Regions from separate parts of the Homo sapiens genome. Here all the other regions are linked to region 2. The links are chromatin loops, found by intact Hi-C in ENCODE. Cell type or tissue: dorsolateral prefrontal cortex. All regions are shown on one strand. Links, peaks and the distances in the headings refer to the core of each region. The heading gives the core; the rest is flanking DNA.

Evidence for each region. Peaks named below come from ENCODE experiments on the same cell type or tissue, not always from the same donor. Only the 100,000 strongest peaks of a DNase experiment are listed, where the experiment ranks them.
Region 1: a loop joins it to region 2, with 3 times the contacts of the local background. A loop is called at or near these places in 5 of 110 quality-filtered maps.
Region 3: a loop joins it to region 2, with 2.9 times the contacts of the local background. A loop is called at or near these places in 5 of 110 quality-filtered maps.

Annotation. Positions count from the first base shown.
Region 1 is chr19:50,200,535-50,205,872 of GRCh38, reverse strand. MYH14 (myosin heavy chain 14) reads right to left here and starts at 2,251. Exons shown (of 43, transcript NM_001145809.2): 1 at 2,202-2,251. LOC124904746 (a long non-coding RNA gene) reads left to right here and starts at 1,897. Exons shown (of 3, transcript XR_007067298.1): 1 at 1,897-2,060. RefSeq lists a silencer at 430-529. In dorsolateral prefrontal cortex, for the core only: a CTCF peak has its summit at 2,426; DNase peaks (open chromatin) are centred at 2,422 and 3,244; H3K4me3 peaks cover 2,353 bases; H3K27ac peaks cover 1,530 bases; H3K27me3 peaks cover 673 bases.
Region 2 is chr19:50,140,847-50,146,190 of GRCh38, reverse strand. LOC105372436 (a long non-coding RNA gene) reads left to right here. Exons shown (of 3, transcript XR_936021.4): 2 at 2,076-2,164. Among named protein-coding and RNA genes, the nearest start is that of SNAR-D, 3.2 kb to the right of the region's middle. In dorsolateral prefrontal cortex, for the core only: CTCF peaks have their summits at 2,813 and 3,014 (motif pointing right); no DNase peak of the experiment used is centred there.
Region 3 is chr19:50,046,111-50,051,356 of GRCh38, reverse strand. ZNF473 (zinc finger protein 473) reads right to left here. Exons shown (of 5, transcript NM_015428.4): 5 at 2,581-5,246. The coding sequence ends at 4,298. It overlaps ZNF473CR (ZNF473 cis regulating lncRNA), which reads right to left and starts at 768. Exons shown (of 5, transcript NR_138096.1): 1 at 163-768. RefSeq lists enhancers at 1-481, 513-722. In dorsolateral prefrontal cortex, for the core only: CTCF peaks have their summits at 4,087 and 4,286 (motif pointing left); a DNase peak (open chromatin) is centred at 4,316.

The sequences.
Region 1 (5,338 bases), core at 919-3,418, 60 kb before region 2:
TTCCGGAGTCCCAGTACTCAATGCCCTCCTGTCTCAGACCCAGGAGTTCAGGCCCCCAGCCCCTGCTCCTACAGACCCCAGAATCCGGGCTTGCAGCCCCCTCCTCCCCTAAGACCCCAGCTCTGCAGTCCTGGCCCCAGTCCTTTCCTCCCCCAGGACCCAGAAGTTCGGGCTCGCGGCGCAGTCCTTCCTCAGACCTGGGACAGCCGGCCCCCAAGGCCCCTTCTCAGATCCAGGAGTCTGAGAGCCCCGTACCCATTCCCCTGGACCCAAGCGCCTGTGTCGCCGCCCCCTCAACTCGCAGATCCTCGGGGCTACCTGGGGGCGCCGACCGGAGCGGGGAGATGGGGTGAGGGCGCGGGAATCCCCGTTCTCTTCAGGTGCAGCGACCTCCGCGGTCCAGCGCAGGGCGGGGCCCCGTCGCGTCACAGGGCGGGAGCCCGGCTCTGATGTCACCCAGCACCTGCCCGGCTGGGAACGGGGCGGGCCTGGAGCTTCAGGGCCTCTGACGGGGGCCGGGGGAAGGCGGGGGTTGAGCCTGTTGCCAGGTGGGCGGCGGCGGCGGCGGCGCCAGGGGCTCCTCCCCCTTATGGAGGGCAAAGGTCGAGGGCCCGCCGCGGAGAAGGCTGAGGATTCCCGGGATTCAAACCCCGCTGGAGCTTCCTGGGCCTCAGCTTTCCCTGCTGTGCATTGCGGCCAGTGAAATTAATAAAACGACGTTCAGAAAGTTCCCCAGCCCAGTGCTTCATCATTAATCTCCCTGAGCCTCAGTTTCCCAACTGCGGGAAGGGAACAACAAAATCTATAGACAGTAAGAGTACCAAAGAAGAGGACAATGGTATTCTGTCCTGAGCTTCAGTCTCGGGAGTGAAATAAAGACTACATGGTGATAAGAGTACCTACTATGTGTCGGGTATTTTCTCCTCTTAGAACAGCTCTTTGAGATCATAAAATGATTTAAAAAAAAAAAAAGAGGGAGAGACAGGGTCTCTCTCTGTTGCCCAGCTTGGAGTGCAATGCCACGATCATGGCTCACTGCAGCCTTGACCTCCTGGGCTCAACCGATCCTCCCTGCTCAGCCTCCCGAGTAGCTGGGACAGCAGGGTCACGCCACCACGCCCGGCTAACTCTTTTACTTTTTGTAGAGACGAAGTCTCGCTGTGTTGCCCAAGCTGGTCTCGAACTCCTGGGCTCAAGCGATTCTTTCGCTTCCACCTCCCAAAGTGCTGGGATTACAGGCCTGAGCCACTGCGCCCGGCCTAGAATAACCTCAACAACCAATGACATAGGGGTGATCAGCATGTCCATTTCTCTGATGTGGAAACTGAGGCAGGAAGGGTCAAAGTAAGGCACTCAAGATCACACAGCGTAAGAGGGAGGTCTGGAATTCAAGCCTATACCGTTTTCTGCCATTCTAAAGGAGGGGGTCTGGAAAGAACTTGTAGCAGGTCCCTAAAGACATGAATTTCTGCGTCCCAGTTGGTGATTACTACCAACCTGCTTCCCCATCTATGCCACAGGGACCACCGCTTTCCTTAGGGGACTCCTGTGGGACTGAAAAGGTTAAAGGACCCAGCACACAGTTGGTCTCTGGAGTGTTCTTCTCCACCAGGTCCCCCTGCAGTCACCAATTCGGCCCAGTCTCAGCCTTCCCCTCTCTGTATAATGGGTACAATATAACTCACCTCGAGTCAACACGATAAGGAAAGGAAATTATTTAGTTATAAAAAATAAAAGCGTCCAAGTACATCATAGGTTCTCAAATATGTCCTTCCCTACCCCTCCGCCTCTTCCAGTCACGACCCCTCTCTCTGGCCTCCGATTCTGACACGTGAGAACAGAGACATGTCATGCTGGGGGCGGGGGACTGGAGGCGATGACTCAGGTATTAAAGCGGCCGAGGTTCCAAAGACAGCCTCAGTTTCCCCTTCTGCGGAACAGGCCCGGGGCTGACAACGAGGACCCCGACCGGGCCTCGCACACGGCGGCAACTGGAGTTGGGGGAGTGTAGACGTCCCGCCCCCCCACCTCCCTCGCCGCCGTCCCGCTGCGCGCCCAAGGTGAGTGTCCGCGTCACCTCCCCGCCGTCCCCGGCCGCCTGCCCGGGCTCCCGGGCCCCGATCGCAGCCCCCAGGCTCCAGCTTCCCCTGGCTCAGTCCCGTTCCGCCGCCCCCGGAGGGCTGCCGGCCCCGGGCACTCACCGGCTTCCAGGGCCGTCCCGAGGCTTCGGCCTGGGGAGAAAGAGGGGCGTGTCCGCCAGGACAGCCCCGCCCCCAAGAGAGCAGCAGAGGCCAATCGGCGCCCGCTGCGGCAAGCTACGGCCCCGCCCCTGGGGGACGGGAGCCGCCAATCAAAAAGAGCGGCTGGCGGGCTGGGCCAATCAGAAGTTGTCGAAGGGTGCCAGCCGTGGGAAAAGAACGCGGCCCGGGCGCGGAGCTAGGCGGCGCGGTCGGGGGTGGAAGCCGAGGCCTGATGGGCACGGGGCGCCACCAATAGCGAGGCGCGGGGGGCGGCCGGGGGCGGGAGGCCCAAGGGGCCAGGGTGAATGGGCCGCTTTGTGCGCAAGGCATGAATGGGGGCCTTTGTAAGGGCCGGCGTGGGGGGGCCGACCGAAGGCCGGAATGCCTGGGTCCCCCGGGACCCGGCGGGCAGGAGAGACAGGAGACAGAATTCACTTTTGTCGAACGTAGACCATGTACCAGGCACCCTCCCAGGCTCTCACCCACCGGGGAGGTGTGGGCCGTGATACTATCGGAATAACAATGATCGTTTATCAAGCACTTCGATGTAGACCGGGAGCTGTGCTAAGCGCCTTACCTGCATGATCTCATTTAATCCTTACAACGAAGCCCTTGAAATTGGTGCTATTAAGATCTTCATCTTCTAGATGAGGTAACCCCAAGCTTAGAAAGAGGGTGTTAATTGCAGAAAGTCACAGAGCTGGCCGATGGCAGAGCAAGGACTCAGATCCAACCAGAAGTTGTGCTTTTAACCGCCATGCTATGCCCAAACGTGGTAATGATTCCCCATTTACAATTTACAGATGGGAAAACTGAGGCTCAGGAGAGCCAAAAGACTTCCCAAGGTTGGAAGGGTGCCGTGGCTCACACCTGTAATCCCAACACTTTGGGAGGCCAGGGTGGGAGGATCACTTGAGCCCAGGAGGTCAAGACCAGCCTGGGCAACATAGGCCCCATCTCTATTTAAAAGGAAAATAAAAAGAGCCAAGGGCACAAAGGAATGGCTCCACTGAACCCAAGGAGGCCTGCCAGCTTGGCTCGGCTGCTCAGCAGCTGTGTGGGCTCAGGCCAGTTGCTGGACTTTTTTGAGATTCCATTTATTTCTGCACTCGTAAAATGGGAGTGATGGACTGTCTGCCTTCACCCTTGCTCTCCCTACAGTCTACTCTATTCAGATGGGGCCTTTCCTCTGTTCAGAGCCTTCCATGGCTCCCATTTCACTCAGTAAAAGTCTAAGAACTCACCATGGCCAATGAGGTCCTGCGGGATGTGGCTGGCCCTTTTGCTCTCTCTGATCTCACCCCCAGGCCCTCCCCTTCATACTGCTCCAGCTACACTGGCTCAATTTCTCAAACCAGGAGGCCTGGTGCTGCCCCAAGGCCTTTGCATTCTCTGTTGGGTCCACCAGGAATGCTCTTCCCCAGGTTTTGCATGACAACCTCTCTCCCACATCATCCGTTCTGCTCCAATATCACCTCTTCCAAGAGGCCTTTCCTGGCCATCCTATATAAGACAGTTCCTCTCATCACTCTCTCTCGTTTAACCCCGCTTTGCTTTTTCTCATAGCACTGGGAGTGTTTGCTAATTTATCTGTTTATCATCTGTCTCCTCACTAGAATTTAAGTCCCACGAGGACAAAGATCTTTATTTTGTTCAGTGCCGAATCCTCAGTGCCTGGCACACAGTAGGTGTTTAATAAGTGTTTGTTGAGTAAATGGTAATGAGTGCTTGTATTGAGTGGATTAAGTGAATTAGTGCCTACAAAGCTCTTAGTACAGTCCTGGCACCAGGGAAAAGGCTGAATAAGAAAGTACTGGCCAGGAGCGGTGGCTCACGCCTCTAATTCCAGCACTTTGGGAAGCTGAGGCAGGCAGATCACTTGAAGTCAGGAGTTCGAGAGCAGCCTGGCCAACATGGTGAAACCCCGTCTCTACTAAAAATACAAAAATTATCCAGGCATAGTGGCCCACGCCTGTAATCCCAGCTTTTCGGGAGGCTGAGGCAGGAGAATCACTGGAACCCAGGAGGCGGAGGTTGCAGTGAGCGGAGATAGCACCACTGCACTCCAGCCTGGGTGGCAGAGTGATTCCATCTCAAAAAAAAAAGAAAGAAAAGAAAAAGAAAATACTGATTATCATGACTATTGCCATTTATTGTCCTACAAACAGCATGCAGGAGAGAAACTATATACATACGAAGTCTAGCGTACGAGCAAGAAGCCAAAGAAATATGAAAGGAAATGTTGGGAGATAAGAGATGGGCAGAAAAGAGACAAGAGAAGCTGGAGTTGGGTGCTGAGGGCAGACACAGATTCAAGCATCCAACTCCCAATGCACTTGCTCAGCAACAGCAAAGGTGAATCACAGGACCATCCCTGTGGTCATAGTGTCAAGATTGCCATGGCTTTGAGATTGCCACAGCCACCTTCCACTTCTTTGCAGATGGGGAAACAACATCCTGGGGAGAAAAGGACCTTTCTGAGAGTACTCGCAGTGATAACACAGCTCACAGTTGTGAGGTCTGATTGTGTGCTGGAAACATGACTGTCATTATGTCAGTGCATCCTCATGCCAGCCCCGTGAGGCTGGCATGGTCATTACCCCACTTTATAGGCTAGCAACATGTCCAGGGTCTCCTGACTACTGCTAATGGCGGATCTGGGCTCCAACTCCTAGGAAACAGGCCCCTGCAGGCATCTGTCTTAACCAAGACAGAGCTGAGGGCTCCTGTCACTCTGGCTGGAGCGTGCTCCATGGAAACATCCTACAGTAAAGATAATGAGTGCTGCTGTGTATGGAGTGCTGACTGTGTGCTGGACATTTTGCCCTTTTATGTATTAACTCATTGGATTCTCTCCACAACCCTACGAGGCTGGTGCTTTTATTATCCCCATTTGATGGATAGAAAACTGAGGTCCACGCCAGGCACAGTGGCTCACCCCTGTAATCCCAGCAATTTTTGGGGCTGAGGTGGGAGGATCACCTGAGGCCAGGAGTTTGAGACCAGCCTACCCAACATGGTGAAACCCTATCTCTACTAAAAATACAAAAATAAGCCAGGCATGACAGTGGGCGCCTGTAGTCCCAGCTACTTGGGAG
Region 2 (5,344 bases), core at 1,547-4,046:
CATCTCTACTAAAAATACAAAAAATTAGCCAGGTGTCATGGTGGATACCTGTAATCCCAGCTATTCGGGAGGCTGAGGCAGGAGAATTGTGTGAACCCAGGAAGTGGAGGTTGCAGTGAGCTGAGATTGAGTCACTGCACTCCAGCCTGGGCAACAAGAGCGAAACCCTGTCTCCAAATTAATAAATTAATTATTTAAATAAGATAAAAAAGTTACCCTGTTCTTTTTGTAATTAACAAGTGATTCATGGGGATAAAGTTAAGACTCTCTTCCTCATTTTCTCATCAAAACCTCGTGCACTAGGCCAGGTGTGGTGGCTCACACCTGTAATCCCAGCAATTTGGGAGGCTGAAGCAGGTGAATCATGAGGTCAGGAGATTGAGACCATCCTGGCTAACATGGTGAAACCCTGTCTCTCCTAAAAAAAAAAAAAATTAGCCAGGAGTGATGGCAGGTTCCTGTAGTCCCAGCTACTCAGGAGGCTGAGGCAGGAGAATGGTGTGAACCTGGGAGGTGGAGCTTGCAGTAAGCCGAGATCACGCCATTGCACTCCAGCCTGGGCAACAGATAGAGACTCTGTCTCAAAAAAAAAAAACACCTCATGCACTAGTTTCAGCATTCAGGTGTGTGTGTTCTGTGTAGCCGGGGATGTGTATGGCTTCTCGCCTGGGAAATGTGTGTGAGGTGCTGCATCTTTTCATTCTGTGGACTGTATTAGTTTCCCATGGTGCTGTAACAAATTGCCACACACTTAAAATGACACAATTTTATTATATTACAATCCTGGAGGCCAGAAGTTGGAAGCGGGATTCAAAGGGATCAAGGGGTCAGCACGGCCATGCTCCCTCCAGAGGCTCCAGGGATGGATCTGTTTCGCTGCCTCGTTGCCAGTTTCCAGGGGCCTGCTTTCCTTGGCTTGTAGCCCTTTCCTCTGTCATCAAAGCCAGCAGTGTAGCGTCCTCTCTCTCAGCCTCTGCTGCTCTCTGCTTCTGGTGCATGGCCTTCTTCTGCCCTGTGTCAGACTCTCCTCTGCCCCCTCTTATAAGGACACTTGTGAAGGCATTTAGTGCCCGCCCAGATAATCCAGGATAATTCCCCCCATCTAAAGATCCTTCACTTAATCCCTTCCGCAAAGTCTCTTTTCCATATAAGATAAGATCTGTAGGTTCCAGGGATATCTCTGGGGGCTGTTATACAGCCTGTCTACCCCACCAGGCAGGAAGTCCCAGTTTATGGAATAAAGTTTTAAGAATCTTTGCCAAGGCTGGGTGTGGTGGCTCATGCCTGTAATCCCAGCACTTTGGGAGGCCGAGGTGGGAGGATTGCTTGAGCCCAGGAGTACGCGACCAGCCTGGGCAACATAGAGAGACCCTGTCTGTATTATTAAAAAATAATAAATTATATAAATAAATAAGAACCCCTGGCCCAGGCACAGTGGCTCAGGCCTAAAATCCCAGCAATTTTGGAGCCCGAGGTGGGTAGATCACCTGAGGTCAGGAGTTCGAGACCAGCCTTGCCAACATGGTGAAACCCCATCTCTACTAAAAATGTAAATATTAGCCAGGCATGGTGGCAGGTGCTTGTAATCCCAGCTATTCAGGAAGCTGAGGCAAGAGAATTGCTTGATCCTGGGAGGCGGAGGTTGCAGTGAGCCGAGATGGCGCCACTGCACTCCAGCCAGCCTGGGACACTGAGTGAGAATCCATCTAAAAAAAAAAAAAACAATATATATATATATATATATAAAAGATAGGGGTGGCCCTGTGGCTAGACTTCTCTGAAACTTTTTGTCTCCATGAACTTGAGCAAGTCTTGACCTCTTGTGCCTCAATGTCCTCATCTAGGGGTAACCATCGTTCCCACGTCCGAGAGCTGTTGTGTCGGGGAGGTGAGACAGCCTCATGGTTGCTGGCTGTTGTCACTGGTATGGAATGGGGGCCTCAGGTGGCCTGTCCTGGGACTTTGCTTTGACTCTTAGGGGACCATGGCCCCTTCCGTGACCAGGAGTCTTGGGGAAAGCATCTGTCTGTCAGGGTCACAAATGACCCTTTTTCTGCTGTGGTCTCCTCCTCCAGCTCTTCGGGCCCTGGCGTGAACCCTTCTCCCAGAGGCACATGCCCAGAACCCAGCAATGGCCAATGGGACCTTGATGGCCGAGGGCCAGGTGAGTCTGGGCTTCCTCTTCCCCAGGATAACTTTGTGGACTCCAGTGGGCCCTCTTCATCCCTGTGCATGATCTCAAGGTCTCCTGACTCTTCCAATACTGGGAAAGGGGGTATGAGGAGAGGGGAGCCGGGCAGTGCCCAGGGGCAGGAGGCAGAGGCAGAATGCTCTGAGCTGGGACCATGTCGCGCAGTCTAAACATTTTTCATCGAACACTGCAGCCTTTCAGTTACCAGGCAAAGTGGGCAATGGATGGTTTTGCTTCATCCCTGAGCCTCATCTCTGGAGTCAGGAATGGGGGTGAGGATCAGGGATGGGGTCTGGGATAGAATGGGACTTGCGAATATCTCCTGCACAAAACGGCTTGACGGATTTTTCTTTAAGTGTTTCTTAGGCTGAGCGCGGTGGCTCATGCCTGTAATCCCAGCACTTTGGGAGGCTGAGGCAGGCGGATCACGAGGTCAGATCGAGACCATCCTGGCTAATACGTTGAAACCCCGTCTCTACTAAAAATACAAAAAATTAGCCGGGCGTGGTGGCGGGCGCCTGTGGTCCCAGCTACTCGGGAGGCTGAGGCAGGAGAATGGCGTGAACCCGGGAGGTGGAGCTTGCAGTGAGCCGAGATTGCGCCACTGCACTCCAGCCTGGGGGATAGAGCGAGACTCCATCTCAAAAAAAAAGCATTTTTTAGGGCTGTCACTTAGAGCTGTGCAGGTTATGCACTGCACAAGTGTGCCTCATCCCAGGCAGGACTCCCACCTTATACCTCATACATTGGTGGCAGTTTGCAGGCAGTTTGATAAACTGTCATATACTAAATTAATTGGTATATTACAATGACTTCCCAACAGATGGCAGTAAAGAGTCATGTGAAAGGGCTCCTTGTTCTACTTTCTACCAAGGTGCCTATGGGCGAGTTTCTGCCTTAGATAGGTTCCCATAGGCCAGTTGGATTCAGGCATCCCAATTCTGCACAATCAGAATGTTCCAGCCCAGGGGGCTGTTGTGGGCTCTTGACCCCTGACACTTCTGCCCCCAAGTTCCAGAAGGACGTGCCACTCCACAGAATGAAACTGGCCCTTGCAGGAATCAGTGACCTTCAAGGATGTGGCGGTGGACTTCACCCTGGAGGAGTGGGGCTGGCTGGAGCCTGGCCAGAGGGAGCTGTATTCACCCAGTACCAAATGTAAATGTGTGCCCCAAATGCAGCAATCAAGATAAAAGAATATTTAATGCAATATTGGCCAGGCGCGGTGGTTCACGCCTGTAATCCCAGCACTTTGGGAGCCCAAGGTGGGTGGATCACTTGAGGTCGGAAGTTTGAGACCAGCCTGGCCAACATGGCGAAACCCTGTCTCTACAAAAAAAATAAAAATAAAAAATAAAATTAGGGTGAGGTGGCACACGCCTGTAGTTCCAGCTACTTGGGAGGCTGAAGCAGGAGAATCACTTGAACTCAGGGAGACTCTGCACTCCAGCCTGGGTGACAGAGTGACAATAATAACAATAACAATAATAATGCAACATTTTTTAAAAATCAAAATCAATGCAAAAAAAATCAATGATGAACAAAATATCAAATTTTTTAAAAAGGCCAGTCTCATGCCACATCAGACTGCTATTTCAAAGGAAATGTATGTGCCCCCATATACTTGCTTTTTTTTTTTTTAAGGAGAGGGGTTCTTGCTCCATTGCCCAGGCTGGAGTGTGGTGGTGAGATCATAGCTCACTGCAGTAACAAACTCCTGGGCTCAAGGGATCCTCCTGCCTCAGCCTCCTGAGTAGCTGGGACTACAAGCACACACTACCATGCCTAGCTAATTCCTAAATTATTTTTGTAGAGACAGGCTCTCCCCATGTTGCTCAGGCTAGTCTTAAACTCCCAGGCTCAAGTGATCCACCCACCTTGGCCTCCCAAAGGCCTGTGCTGGGATTACAGGCATGAGCCACTGTGCCCTGCGCAAGTTTTTATATATTTTTTCTAAATTTATTTTTCCTGGAATGCTAAACTAGTTGAAAAATACTGAAAAATGAAGTAAATGTGTTGAAATTCACAACATTATTTTACATTTAAATCTTTCATATATACCCTAGACAGAATTTGAATAATTTGACTTTCTTGGCTTTTAATGGAGGCAAATCTGTCATTAACACTTTCTTTTTTTTTTTTAATCATTCTTGGGTGTTTCTCGCAGAGGGGGATTTGGCAGGGTCATAGGACAATAGTGGAGGGAAGGTCAGCAGATAAACAAGTGAACAAAGGTCTCTGGTTTTCCTAGGCAGAGGACCCTGTGGCCTTCCGCAGTGTTTGTGTCCCTGGGAACTTGCGATTAGGGAGTGGTGATGACTCTTAAGGAGCATGCTGCCTTCAAGCATCTGTTTAACAAAGCACATCTTGCTCCGCCCTTAATCCATTTAACCCTGAGTGGACACAGCACATGTTTGAGAGAGCACACGGTTGGGGGTAAGGTCACAGATCAACAGGATCCCAAGGCAGAAGAATTTTTCTTAGTACAGAACAAAATGAAAAGTCTCCCATGTCTACTTCTTTCTACACAGACACGGCAACCATGCGATTTCTTAATCTTTTCCCCACCTTTCCCCCCTTTCTATTCCACAAAACCGCCATTGTCATCATGGCCCGTTCTCAATGAGCTGTTGGGTACACCTCCCAGACGGGGTGGTGGCCGGGCAGAGGGGCCCCTCACTTCCCAGTAGGGGCGGCCAGGCAGAGGCGCCCCTCACCTCCCGGACGGGGCGGCTGGACGGGCAGGGGGCTGACCCCCCCACCTCCCTCCCGGACGGGGCGGCTGGCCGGGCGGGGGGCTGACCACCCCCCCCCCACCTCCCTCCCGGACGGGGTGGCTGCCGGGCGGAGACGCTCCTCACTTCCCAGATGGGGTGGCTGCCGGGCGGAGGGGCTCCTCACTTCTCAGACGGGGCGGCTGCCGGGCAGAGGGGCTCCTCACTTCTCAGACGGGGCGGCTGGGCAGAGACGCTCCTCACCTCCCAGACAGGGTCGCGGCCGGGCAGAGGCGCTCCTCACTTCCTAGATGGGATGGCGGCCGGGCAGAGACGCTCCTCACTTTCCAGACTGGGCAGCCAGGCAGAGGGATTCCTCACATCCCAGACGATGGGCGGCCAGGCAGAGACGCTCCTCACTTCCCAGACGGGGTGGCGG
Region 3 (5,246 bases), core at 2,747-5,246, 96 kb after region 2:
AAACAAACAATAAAAAAATAGTCTCCCTTTGAGAAATCTTCCCTCACATCAACTATTTCAGTCCCACCCAGCCCGGTTTTTCCTTCCTTGTGCTCTAATATTCGTTTTCCACCAAGTTTTACGACCCGATCACGCTGTTTGTCCAGCACCCATACTGCTTACGGGCTCCGGTAATGGGCAGCTCCAGCCTGCGGCGTAGACAGTTGCCATGGAGAAAGACAGGCGTTTCCAGAGTTGACGGTTGCCGTGGAGACAAAAGCCGCCCGCACGCAGTGGGGGCGGGGCTTACAGAACGTATTTTGCGATTGATCCACAGGAAATAGACGCAGCTGCGTGGATCGCCTTCTCCACCCCACATACTGAAGCCAGAATAAGCCACGACTTCGTGTGCTCCACGCGAGGGCCGCCTGACGCCAGAGTTTCTCCCGCATCTGCCATCAGAGGACCGTCGCCCTCAGGAGCCCGAGCTCCCGCGGTACTCTGGGAAGGGTAGTTCATCAGGGAGTCTGACAGGCGCGGAAGTATCCGTGGGGCCGGGGCAGCGTCGCCACCAACGTGGGGATGCTGGTGGGGAGCAAGCTTCGCGTGGGAGGCCGATCCGAGGTCCAAGCCCCCATTTGCCAGGTCCTTGAGGGCCCCACTGTCTAGTGACATTCATCACTTGCCCTCCCCATTTTGGGCCCATTTTGGCCTGAAAAGTGGCCCCGAGCAGTTGGGGATTTAGGCCACCGAGAGGAATAGGGGCTTGAGAATCTGACGGCAGCCTGTGAGGCTGCAGGGGTGGGGACGGGTTTAGAGGCAGCGGGGGTGGGGTTAGGGCGTGGCCAGGAGCCGAGTCAGCACAAGGATTGGCTGGAGTAGGCGGGGAAGGGAGGTGGTTATTAGAGAACTGAACCCAGGAGGCCGGCGTGGGCGGAACCTGCTGATGCTCGTTTTGAGAATCCTTACACTGAGTATCATTCTTGAGTCCACTGAAGAAACTGAGGCTCAGAGAGGGCAGTGGACCCTTAAGTTCAGTAATTCATTAGAAGGGCTCACAAAACTCAGCAAAGCTGTTATACTTGATTGCATTTACTACAGCTAAAGAATAGAGATTAAAACCAGCAATGGGAAAAGGTGCATAGGATGGAGTCTAGGAGAGACCAAGCGTGAGCTTCCAGGTGTCCTCTGCCAGTAAAGTCATATGGAAAGCATTTAACGCACTCAGCAATGATGTGTGACCGCACACAAAGTGTTGCCAGAGAAGCTCACCCACGCCGTGGTACCCAGGGTTATGGGGTTGGTTATGTTGACAGGGCTGATCACCCTGACTGACCTTAGTCTCCAGCCCTTCCAGAAGTCAAGCTGGAATTTAGCTGGGGTATCAGTTCCGACAAGGGGTCCCCATCTCTGAAATGTTGGGGGAGACCTTGGCCCTAGAGAAGACTTTGCTGCTGCTTTATACCTTGACCTCGTTTGAGCTTGTCTTTGCATCAGCCTCAGAGGTGTTGGGTTTTGCCATCTTAGCCTTGCTTGGTTTAGGCTCCTGTAGCTCATTTCTTTTTCCAATCACATCTTTTTCCTTTATTCAGAGACAGGGTCTTGTTCTGTCGCCCAAGCTGGAGTGCAGTGGCATGATCACAGCCTACTGTAGCCTCAACCTCCCAGGCTCACGATTCTCCCACTTCAGCCTCCCTAGTAGCTTGACTGCAGGCGTGTACCACCACACCCGGCTGTTTGTATTCTTTGTAGACACAGGATTTCACCATGCTGCCCAGGCTGGTCTCAAACTCCTGAGCTCAAGCAATCCACCCACCTCAGCCTCCCAAAGTGCTGGGATTACAGGCATGAGCCACCACACCCAGCCTACCACACAAACTTTAAAATGTTTTAAATTTATCTAAACTTAAACTTTTATCTAAATTTAAACTTTAAATGTTTTTAAATTGTAAAAATATACATAAAATTTGCCATTTTAATCATTTTTAAGTGATCAGTGGCCACTACCCAGCTAATTTGCATATTTCTTTCGTAGAGACAGGGTTTCATCACGTTGTTGAGGCTGGTCTCGAACTCCTGGGCTCAAGTCATCTTCCCACCTAGGCCTCCCAAAGTGCTGGGATTACAGGCATGAACCACCACACTCGGCCCTATCAGCTCAGTTTATAAAAAAAAAAAACTTTCTATTACTACCATGAGCAGGAACTAGTATCTCTTGTCACTTGTCACTAAAGGAAAAAGGTGGGGACAAAAATTAAAGTATAAACAAAGTTATATGTATTACTGGATGCTAATTAGAAACACTCCCCAAGCCTGGGGCCTGACATGTCTGTGAAGAGTGAACTGCAGGCTGCCTGTGCTCTCTCCTTGGTTACTTAGGCCCACACACAGACTGAAAAGTGTTGTTTGATGATGCATCTGAGGACCAGCTGAACTTGTGTGCCTCCTCAGTGGCGCATGCCCCGCCCAGACAGTGGGAAAACTGAGCTGCTCCCTCTTACTGATCGCCACCAGAAGCCCTCCCCAGCAAAGACGTGAGGCCTGGCAGGCAGGGACTGATGCGTGGCTGCATGGCAGCAGGCTGAGAGAAGGAACCAATGCTTTTAGACTCAAAACTTTAATCAGAGAACCAACAAATATGCACACACGGAGGGCGTTTCTACCTTGGCCTGCAGCAACACAGGTGACTGATTTACAGACTGCCCCCACACCCAATGGCTGCCAGTTTTCCATAGAGTCCCTATTGTGTCACAGCCCTGCAACACTTTGTACACTCTTTTGGTATACAACATGCCCATCTCCCCGACAAGACAGAGCTCCAGAGGACGGGAACCATGTGCGAGAAGTTAAATGTTGCAACCATTTGAAAAACAGTGTAAGGCCCCAATGGTTAGCCAACAGGTTCCCAGTTTCAACTAAGTTTAACAAACTTAACCAGCAGAACTCCAGGTGCAAGAGTTGAAAAGCCCAAGGGTGCAGAGCACTCACTCCCTCACCATTTTCAGCACCTAAAATATGAAAGGTATTCAAAGTATGTGTCCAGTGCTTTTCATAAGACTACTGTGTTTCAGCAAAGGTGTGACTGAGCCACTTAGTGGCAGGGAACAAACACCCAGAGCTGACAAGACACTGGTAGGGAACTGGTTGTGTGGTTCCATCTCACTGGACTCTCCAACAATCCTTGGTGATCCCAGAACTTCCTGTGACATGAGGGAATGTGGCATTTTCAAGATGTCACTTGTCAACTAACAGCAATCGTCGATGAAAATGGGTTCATTTCTGATTCCAGAAGCTTCAGAGCAGTAGTGCATAGTGTATGGATACTACCCGCCCCCGAGCCTAGCAAATTGCCTGGTGAGCGGCCATCCTGGATAAATGGTGAATGATGACATCCCAGTGGTCACTTCCACACACCACAGGTTTGACCCCTAAGTATGTCTTCCATATGGGTTGTTTCATATGCGGTTAACACCCTGATCAATGCAGCTTTCCTGATGGAATCCAGCTGTGTTTTGGTGTCAACTCCCATGAAAAATTGGGTGTCTTATTGCATAACCAACACTGTTAAATGGAGGAAGGTCATAGGAAGAGGGAGCATGTGTTTGTGGGATAGGGAGTCCTCTTTAAGTGAGAAGCTTGGGAGGTTAGGAGTGGAAGGTTGTAGCTAGTTGAGGTGAAGAGTTTACATGTTCTTTTTGGCTTTCTGGGGCTTAAGAAAAAAACCAGGAGAGATAAAGGGACAAAAAAGGCCAGGCACTTAAGAAGAGTAAAGTGCTGGAGAAAAACTGTAAAAAAGGAAAACTTAAATTAAAAGCGATACATTGTAAGAACATTAACTACAGTAAACACAGATTACTAATTCCTTTCTTGTAACACAAGTATATTTGTGCTATAGCTGATGTGTATTTGTGGCTTACACTTGGTGAGCCCTCATGTGCTGGCCATCAGTTCTAAGTGCTTCACATTTATTTATTTAATCCTCAGAAAAGCCCTCTGAGGTAGGTGATGCCCATTTTACAGATAAGGACACCGAGGCCCTGAGAGATTTTTCTGACCTTCCCAAGGTCACTTAGGTAGTAGATGGCAGAGGTGGGATTTAACTCAAGGTAGACTGGCTCCAGAGCCTACCTCTGAATCCTGACGTTGTACAGCTTCTCCACTTTTGTGTTTTCATTGTTATAATGAAAAACATGCGCACAAACTTTCTAATCAATCTTTAGATGCATTTATTTGGAGAGAAACTTGCAATGGGATAGTTTCCAACTTTCAACATCCGAGTAACGGTCTCATATTCTGGGACTCTGCTGCCACCCAATGGCTACAGGCAGTATTGCTGCTTGTTGTGTACACGCTGATGGCGGCTGAGGCTCGAGTGGCACCGAAAGGCTTTCTGGCAACGTTGACACTGATAAAGTGTCTCCTGGGTGTGAACTCTCAGGTGCTGGTTGAGATGGGCACTGAGGACAAAAGCTTTGCCACACACATTACAGGAGTAAGGCTTCTCCCCTGTGTGAATTCTCTGGTGCTGTGTTAGATTTGCTTTCTGGGCAAAGGCTTTCCCACATTCACCACATCTGTAGGGCTTCTCCCCAGTGTGAACTCTCCGGTGAATAGAAAGGCATGAGCTCTGGGTGAAGGCTTTCCCGCATTCCTGACAAACATAAGGCTTTTCTCCAGTGTGAATTCTCTGGTGGCGGACAAGCTCAGCACTCAGGCCGAAGGCCTTCCCGCAGTAATCACATACATAGGGCTTCTCACCTGAGTGAATTCTCTGATGCTTAGAAAGGCATGAGCTCTGACGGAACGTTTTCCCGCATTCGTTACACACCAACGGCTTCTTTCTGGCATGAGTTCGCTCATGCTGAACAAGGTAGTTTCTCTGGGTGAAGACTCTGTCACACTTACTACATTTAAAGGGATTCTCTCCAGCGTGAATTAACTGATGTTTTGAGAGGTGTGCACTGTGGCTGAAGGTCTTTCCGCATTCGTTACATTTAAAAGGGTGCTCCTTTGTGTGGAAGGACTGAAGTTTGATAAGGGAGGCACTGCTGATGGCTTTCCCTTGCTCACCCCATTTATACAGCCTCACTCTAGAGTGGATTCTTTGATGGTGAATGAGCCGAGTACTTTGGCCAAAGGCTTTCCCACACTGGTCACATTCAAAGGGCTTCACTCCCCTGGTGTGAATCCTCTCGTGCTGAGTTAGGTATTTGCTGCAGCTAAAGGTTTTCTCACATTTGTTACACTTAAAGCACTTCTCTTTCTGT